2 separate regions of the Homo sapiens genome follow, and region 2 is linked to region 1. A link is a loop called in an ENCODE intact Hi-C map of the cell type or tissue named here. Cell type or tissue: GM12878. All regions are shown on one strand. Links, peaks and the distances in the headings refer to the core of each region. The heading gives the core; the rest is flanking DNA.

The links. Peaks named below come from ENCODE experiments on the same cell type or tissue, not always from the same donor. Only the 100,000 strongest peaks of a DNase experiment are listed, where the experiment ranks them.
Region 2: it touches region 1 in a loop (4-fold over the local background); 1 of 110 quality-filtered maps calls a loop at or near these places.

The regions. Positions count from the first base shown.
Region 1 is chr1:97,503,783-97,508,185 of GRCh38, forward strand. The region is part of intron 13 of DPYD (dihydropyrimidine dehydrogenase); the gene reads right to left. It overlaps LOC124904225 (a long non-coding RNA gene), which reads left to right. Exons shown (of 3, transcript XR_007066238.1): 2 at 3,953-4,067. Among named protein-coding and RNA genes, the nearest start is that of DPYD-AS2, 290 kb to the right of the region's middle. In GM12878, for the core only: no CTCF peak of the experiment used is centred there; a DNase peak (open chromatin) is centred at 2,159.
Region 2 is chr1:97,161,988-97,166,390 of GRCh38, forward strand. The region is part of intron 20 of DPYD (dihydropyrimidine dehydrogenase); the gene reads right to left. The region is part of intron 1 of DPYD-AS1 (DPYD antisense RNA 1); the gene reads left to right. Among named protein-coding and RNA genes, the nearest start is that of DPYD-AS1, 68 kb to the left of the region's middle. In GM12878, for the core only: no CTCF peak of the experiment used is centred there; DNase peaks (open chromatin) are centred at 1,784 and 2,463.

The DNA of each region.
Region 1 (4,403 bases), core at 152-4,151:
GACAAAATCCAGAAAAAAAAATCTCTATATGCAAATAGTTGTATGAAATGTAAGGGTTTTTAAATAATGCATTTTCATATACTAAATGTCCATAAGTAAAATTCAATATGGATATTATTAATGCAACAGAATATTAAAATATACATTTTGGCTGAGACCTTAAGGGGCATTGAGATAAATCACAAAAATAAATTTTTCCCTTACAGAAATGTTCAAGTAGATAACAAAAATCTGCTTAGGGAACTCTTACACCCTTCACTCCAATATGGAAACAAAATGTTAACAAAAAGTTAGGGATGGATGTTGGAGATTATGACATGGTTTCTTTGGAGCATGCTTCTGGGATTATATGAGTCCCACTGTCATCCCAAATCCTGAGAGACAGCTTTTAAAAGGGACCCTTCAGAGCACTTTATATGTGTTCCCCGCAGTTTTATTTTCTTTTTTGGAGGTTGGTGCACCGTATACAGTGTCCCACTCTGCTTGATATATCGAAAAGGTGTGAGTTGTCTGTTGCTAAAAGATGAGCTAAAAGAGATGCAACTGTACAGCAACTAGCCTATATTCCTAGAATTTGTCAGGGGAAAGGAAATGTAAGATTTTCCTGTGGACCAATTAAGGGACCCATATTTAAATAAGTAATGTGAAGTCACCTTAAGCTCTGTTCAATATGGTCCCTTGGAAAGGCAAATGTGTTGCAGCAGAGAAAAGCTAAGTTACTCAATAGCTTCCTAGGAGTTTCCTAGAGAGCAAGCTATGACCAAAGATTCAAAAGCACCATAGGGAAGAGTTCCCAAGTGATGGGAAGTATTTTTGAAGAATGCTTGGAGGTACCCATTAGATAAACGTTAGTCTAAACAAAAGTATGTCTCCTAAAGAGGAATATTATAGCTGTACAAAATTATATTTAGCCATGAAAGTGAAAATACTCTTCAAGAGGTAATAATATTTATCAATTTAAAATTCATTATATTGCTGAACAATGTATTACATTGCAAAATAAAACTGGTTGATAAGAGGAGGGAGGTAGTCAGTCAGCAGGTTCCCTTTGCAGGGCCTGGTGGTCACGAGATCTGATCTCCAAAGGCTTCCATTCAGGAAAGGGGCCGGGGGGTGGGGTGGAGTTTAAAAGGAATCCATTCCCTCTTGTGTCCATTGAGTAAAATTCTATAAGAGCTCAGACAATGGAGAGAAGATAACCATTGATTAATGTAGCTCCAGGGGACTTGGGTGGTCATTGGCCTTTTAATATTTGAAGAACAATAAATGTCTCCTTACCGATAAAGAATGGTAAAATTAAGGTATAGACGATGCAAACATAAACCTGGTGATAAAACCAGTTTTGTCAGAAAAGAGAGTTTGTATGAGGAGAGAAGTGAAAGTTATTGTTGAAATGATAAACAGTAGTTGTATTATGATTAACAGTCTCTTCCAAATTGAATTATGTAATTTCTTTGCTTAAACCTCTTAACAACAGGTTCCCTGTTTATACAACAACATTTAAATTCCTAACCCCACAGGCCTTTCTCACTATCTCTACAGCTACTTATAACATTTCATGAGACATTATGCTGCATCTTACATATGCTCGGTTCTCTCATGACCGTGACTATCCGTGTGCTATCCCTTCTCCCTAGAATAAAGACAGTTCAAATGTGAAGAAAATAAAAAAATAAAATATTGAAAATAAAAAATTATTAAAAAATTAAAATTATAAAATAATTTAAAAAATAAAATATTGCATATTAAGTAACATTTTAGTATTAAGTAACATTTTAGTCTAAGAATTCCTGTGGCCTTAAGTCATCTTACATCTTTTGGTGTATATATTTTCTGAACTACAGTTTAAGTTGTCTAAAGTGAATACCATACATTACACACATATACACACACACAAACACACACTCGAAAAATAGTATATATAAAAGGACATTATAAGAGCTCTCAAAATACATCAAATCTTGCCCAGATACCTAAAAATGGTACTTTCTTTAATGACATTTTAAGCTAATTTTTCACATAAATAGAGGGTAAATTTGGCAGGATAGAAGTGAGAAACTGTTTCAGACACATGAGATATTGTAGAAAAACATGCAAATGAGGAAAGCAGGGCAGGATGAAAAGGGCAATGGGCTTAGCTGAAGTGAAAGAAGCAGATGAGGCAGTGGGGTAAGAAAAGGTAATTGGTGTGTGATAGGGCAGTTTGAGTGAATATTTAACTAACACACCAGTAACTTCCTTGAGTTAGTGACACTTTATTTCTCATGACACCTCATTTCAGAAATAGTGGTACTTGAACATTAAGCACATTGCTAGTCCTTTAGGAAAAAGGAGCATACAGCGAACTGTAATTTTACTAAAACAGAGTCAGTCTTGTAACAAAATAGCCAATGTAGGTATGCCTTTAATAAAAATCTGACAGTAAGGTAATCATGGTATAAAGTATTTAAAATGAGTATAAAGAATATCATTACATAGTAGTTACTAGAATCTTATTAAAAAGCAATAAAGAAAATACAAAGGCAAGGAGAATATTATGGAATTCAATCCAACTAATTTCAACCAAAGATTGTATCATCTAAACATACCCAAAATATGGAGATTTTTAACTGGTTAAATTTAAAATTCACAGAAGAATTATGTGAGACAGAATAAGGGTAAAATCAGTTTCTCAAACAGCAGGACTGTACTTTAAGGAAATTTCCATTAACCATAATTATGAGAATTTTCCATTAACCTTGACACCACTTGCTTTTTTTAAAAAAGGAAACTGAATAAGAGGTACTTTCCATTACAAGTTAGATTCATCTACCAGCTAACCCAGATCAAAATTGTACACGTCAATTTATATTATTAAAAAGTCTATTTGAGTTTCACTTTGTCCACTCTACCAAAATGATTAACTAATTAACAGGTGTGAAATCACAGCCTGAAATGGGAAAGTGGTGAAGATGTAATTATATTGGAAAATTGATTAGTCTGCTTCATGGTTAAAAATATTACTTTGGCTATAATTAAAAGATTTTTACTTAATATTCGAAATACATGCATTAAATTGTGTTTGAAAGCATCTTAATCTATATTTTTTACTTAACAGACTAAGTCTGGCAAACATGGTATGATTGCGAACAGAGACTGATTTAAAACTTTAAGGATAGACAGTGGTGTATTCATTAGATTCTAACTTGCAAGATTTAGCTTCAATATTGAATGTGTACACACGAGTGTGCAAGCACACATACAGGTTCTTTTGTTGATGAAGAAATGAGGGTTACGTCATAGAAGAGCTTGCTAAATAGTCTTGAAGTGAACACTTGGATGAAATGTCCCATAGGAGTACTATATGTGAACTGTAGCCATTTAATAAACTAATTCTTTATAATTGGAGGATGAGTTGATTTTATGAATTTCAATAAAATACGTCTAAGTTATAAGAACCTAGCTAGGTGATAAACTATTAGTATACAGAAGTCATCTCAGTTTTCAGCATGTTAAAAGTCTCCCAGATAAAAAGCTTACATTGAATTTATTTAAACAATTATAACTCCTAGTTAATGTATATTATCAGGAAAACAATACTATGCAATAAATAGAAAATAATCATATACAAAATTGGAAGCTAGAACTATAGCAGCAAAAATAATGCACTGGACTATTGTTAATTTATTGTTTCATAGACTTTCATGATGAGGTAATAGATAAACTCTTAATAATAAATAAGTAAATCAGTTTTATTTAATCTTTTTAAAAAATCCAGATCTTTATTTCTAACAAGGTTTCCAAAATGAGTTTCAAAAATAAATTGTGATGTTTTGTATTGTAATCCATAGAGAATTACCCAGGCTCTAAAATATTATTACATGACATGTTTGTGAAATTTTCAACTTTAAATATTATCTTTAGCATTTACAGTCCTGACAATGTTATTCCTCAGTTCTCATCTCGTTGATAGGTGCTGGCAATTTGTGCAATTTGTGCAAACGCAGGAGCAACTTCCTCTCAATTAAGATAATGTGGATTGAAACAAGTTTCTTGGAATCCACATGGGAGAACAGACAACCTACATGGTAAAAAGTCTGCAAACCTTATTATGAAAAGAAAAACAGAACTATTTAGAAAGGAAAAAGAAAAGGCTTATGGATAGGACATGAGAGCTGTCTCCAAGTAACTGAAGAGCTGTCATGTGGAATTGTGGTTCAAATTAGAATACTATAATTATTCATTCATCTAACAAGTATGTATTGCGTCCTTTCTATCTGCCAGACATTGTTCTTGGCACTGGGCATGCTGTAGTGAGCAAGAAAGACAATATCTCTCTACTTACAGAGCTTACTTCAAGTGGCTAAAACAGAAATAGATGTCCAAGAGCATGGCAATTTCATATGGTGATAAGTGCAGTGAAG
Region 2 (4,403 bases), core at 122-4,121, 340 kb before region 1:
TGGTTCCAAGTCTTTGCTATTGTGAATAGAGCCGCAATAAACATACGTGTGCATGTGTCTTTATAGCAGCATGATTTATAGTCCTTTGGGTATATACCCAGTAATGGGATGGCTGGGTCAAATGGTATTTCTAGTTCTAGGTCCCTGAGGAATCGCCACACTGACTTCCACAGTGGTTGAACTAGTTTACAGTCCCACCAACAGTGTAAAAGTGTTCCTATTTGTCCACATCCTCTCCAGCACCTGTTGTTTACTGACTTTTTAATGATTGCCATTCTAACTGGTGTGAGATGGTATCTCATTGTGGTTTTGATTTGCATTTCTCTGATGCATTCTTATACACCAATAACAGACAAACAGAGAGCCAAATCATGAGTGAACTCCCATTCACAATTGCTTCAAAGAGAAAAAAATACCTAGGAATCCAACTTACAAGGGACGTGAAGGACCTCTTCAAGGAGAACTACAAACCACTGCTCAATGAAATAAAAGAGGATACAAAGAGATGGAAGAACATTCCATGCTCATGGGTAGGAAGAATTAGTATCATGAAAATGGCCATACTGCCCAAGGTAATTTATAGATTCAATGCCATCCCCATCAAGCTACCAATGACTTTCTTCACAGAATTGGAAAAAACTACTTTAAAGTTCATATGGAACCAAAAAAGAGCCCGCATCACCAAGTCAATCCTAAGCCAAAAGAACAAAGCTGGAGGCATCATGCTACCTGACTTCAAACTATAGTACAAGGCTACAGTAACCAAAACAGCATGGTACTGGTACCAAAACAGAGATATAGATCAATGGAACAGAACAGAACCCTCAGAAATAACGCCACATATCTACAACTATCTGATCTTTGACAAACCTGAGAAAAACAAGCAATGGGGAAAGGATTCCCTATTTAATAAATGGTGCTGGGAAAACTGGCTAGCCATATGTAGAAAGCTGAAACTGGATCTCTTCCTTACACCTTATACAAAAATTAATTCAAGATGGATTAAAGACTTAAACGTTAGACCTAAAACCATAAAAACCCTAGAAGAAAACCTAGGCATTACCATTCAGGACATAGGCATGGGCAAGGACTTCATGTCTAAAACACCAAAAGCAATGGCAACAAAAGCCAAAATTGACAAATGGGATCTAATTAAACTAAAGAGCTTCTGCACAGCAAAAGAAACTACCATCAGAGTAAACAGGCGACCTACAAAATGGGAGAAAATTTTCGCAACCTACTTATCTGACAAAGGGCTAATATCCAGAATCTACAATGAACTCCAACAAATTTACAAGAAAAAAACAAACAACCCCATCAAAAAGTGGGTGAAGGACATGAACAGACACTTTTCAACATGAAGTTTAAACTATATGTAGTTGAGGTGCTTTTCCAAATGGAAAGAAAACAATCTACTACCCAAATCAACACATAGTTTCCTGTGAACAATATCAGAAACTAATAGGATGATCCTCTGTCTTAGTCCATTTGTGCTGCTATAAAAAATGGTACAGACTGGGTAATTTCTAAACAACAGAATGTTTTTGTCTCAGTTCTGGAGGCTGTGAAGTCCAAGATCAAAGTGCTGGCAGGTTTGGTATTGGGAGTTTGGTTTCTGCTTTCTAGATAGCGCCTTGTTGCTGCATCCTCCAGAGAAATGAATGCTCTGTCCTCACTTTGTGGAAGGGTCAGAAGGGCAAGAAAGTGTTCCCTTCACCCTCAAACCCTTTCATAAGGGTGCTAATCTCATTCATGAGTTTGGAGCCCTCATGACTTAATTACCTTCCAAAGACCACATCTCTTACTACTGATGCTCTGGGGATTAAGTTTTGACATCAGTTTTACAGGGGATGTGGTCATTCAAACCACAGCACCCTCTTTTAGAAACAAGATTGAGAGACAACTTTCTGGTATTCACTTATTTTTGGTTCATAGAGTTCAATCATTAAGGAAAAATGGCAAGTTGAAAAGTTGTGTAGTAAAAAATAAAGAAAACTTCAGGCCAATATCCTTGATGAACACTGATGCTAAATTCTTCAACAAAATACTGGCAAACCAAATTCAGAAGTGCATCAAGAAGTTAATTCACCATGACCAAGTAGGCTTTATCCCTGGGGTGCAAGGTTGTTTCAACATATGTAAATCAATAAATGTGATTCATCACATAAACAGAACTAAAGATAAAAACCACATGATTATCTCAATAGATGCAGAAAAGGTCTTTGATAAAATTCTACTTCCCTTTATGTTTAAAACTCTCAATAAACTAGGTATTGAAGGAACACAGCTCAAAATAATAAGATCCATATATGACAAACCCACAGCCAATATCATACTGAAAGGGCAAAAGCTGACAGCATTCCCCTTGAAAACCAGCACAAGTCAAGGATGCCCCCTCTCACCACTCCTATTCAACATGGTACTGGAATACCCGGCCAGAGCAATTAGGCAAGAGAAAGAAATACTGGGCACCCAGATGGGAAGAGAGGAAGTGAAACTATCACTGTTTGCAGATGACATGATTCTATATCTAGAAAACCTCATAGTCTTGCCCCAAAAGTTCCTTCAGCTGATAAACCTCTTCTGCAAAGTTTTGGAATACAAAATTAATGCACAAAAATCACAAGCATTCCTACACACCAACAACAGCCAAGCCAAGAGCCATATCAGGAAGGCAATCCCATTCACAATTGTCACAAAAAGAATAAAATACCTAGGAATAGCTAACCATGGACGTGAAAGATCGCTACAATGAGGATTATAAAACACTGCTCAAATAAATCAGAGATGACACAAACAAACGGGAAAACATTCCATGCTCGTGGACAGGAGGAATCAATGTTATTAAAATGACCAAGTGCCCAAAACAACGTACAGATTCTTTTTTTTTTTTTGTATTTTTAGTAGAGATGCGGTTTCACCATGTTAGCCAGGATGGTCTCGATCTGCTGACCTCGTGATCCACCTGCCTAGGCCTCCCAAAGTGCTGGGATTACAGGTGTGAGCCACTGCGCCCAGCCACAATGTACAGATTCAATGCTATTCCTATTAAATTATCAATGATATTCTTCACAGAACTAGAGAAAACTATTTCAAAGTTCATATGGAACTGAAAAAGAGCCCAATTAGCCAAGGCAATCCTAAGCAAAAAGAACAAAGCTGGAAGCATCAAGTTACCTGACTCTAAACTATACTACAGGGGCTACAGTAACCAAAACAGCATGGTACTGGTACAAAAACAGACACACAGACCAATAAAATGGAATATAAGCCCAGAAATAAGGCTGCACACCTACAACCAACTAATCATCAACAAAGCTGACAAAAACAAGCAATGGGGAAAAGACTCCCTGTTCGATAAATGATGCTGAGATAAATGGCTAGCCATATGCAGAAGATTAAAATTGGACCCCTTCCTTACCATATACAAAAATCAACTTAAGATGGATTGAAGACTTAAATGTAAAACTCTATAAAAACGCTGGATGACAACCTAGACAACACCATTCTAGATACAGGAATGGGCAAAGATTTCATGACGAAGCTTCCAAAAGCAATTGCAACAAAAGCAAGAACTGACAAATGGGAACTAATTAAACTTAAGAGCTTCTGCACAGAAAAAGAGAATGTCAACAGAGTAAACAGAAAACCTACAGAATGGGAGAAAATATTTGCAAACTATGTATCGAACAAAGATCTAATATCCTGAATCAATAAGGAACTTAAACAAATTACAAGAAAGAAGTAACAACCCCTTAATAAGTGGGCAAAATACATGAACAAACACTTCACAAAAGAAGACACACATGTGGCCAACAAGTATATGAAAACAAAGCTCAATATTTCTGATCATTAGATAAATGCAAATCAAAACCACATTGAGAAACCATCTCACATCAGTCAGAATGACTACTATTAAAAAGTTAAAAAAAAAATAGCAGACACTGGCCAAGTTGCAGAGAAAAGAGAACACTTATACACTGTTGGTGTGAGTGTCAATTAGTTTAACCATTGTGGAAAGCAATGTGGAAATTCTTCAAAGGGCTTAAAAAAGAACTACCATTCAACCCAGCAATCCCATTACTGGGTTTATACCCAAAAGAATATAAATTATTCTACCTACCATAAAGATACGTGTCCACATAAGGTATGTTCATTACAACACTATTTACAATAGCAAAGTCATTAAATCAACCTAAATGCCCATCAATGGCAGATTAGATAAAGAAAATATGGTACATATACACCATGGAATACTATGTAGCCATAACAAAGAATGAGATCATGTCCTGTGCAGGAACATGGATGGAGCTGGAGGCCGTTATCTTTAGAAAACTAAACACTGCATGTTCTCACTCATAAGTGGGAGCTAAAGAATGAGAACACAGGAACACAAAGAAGGG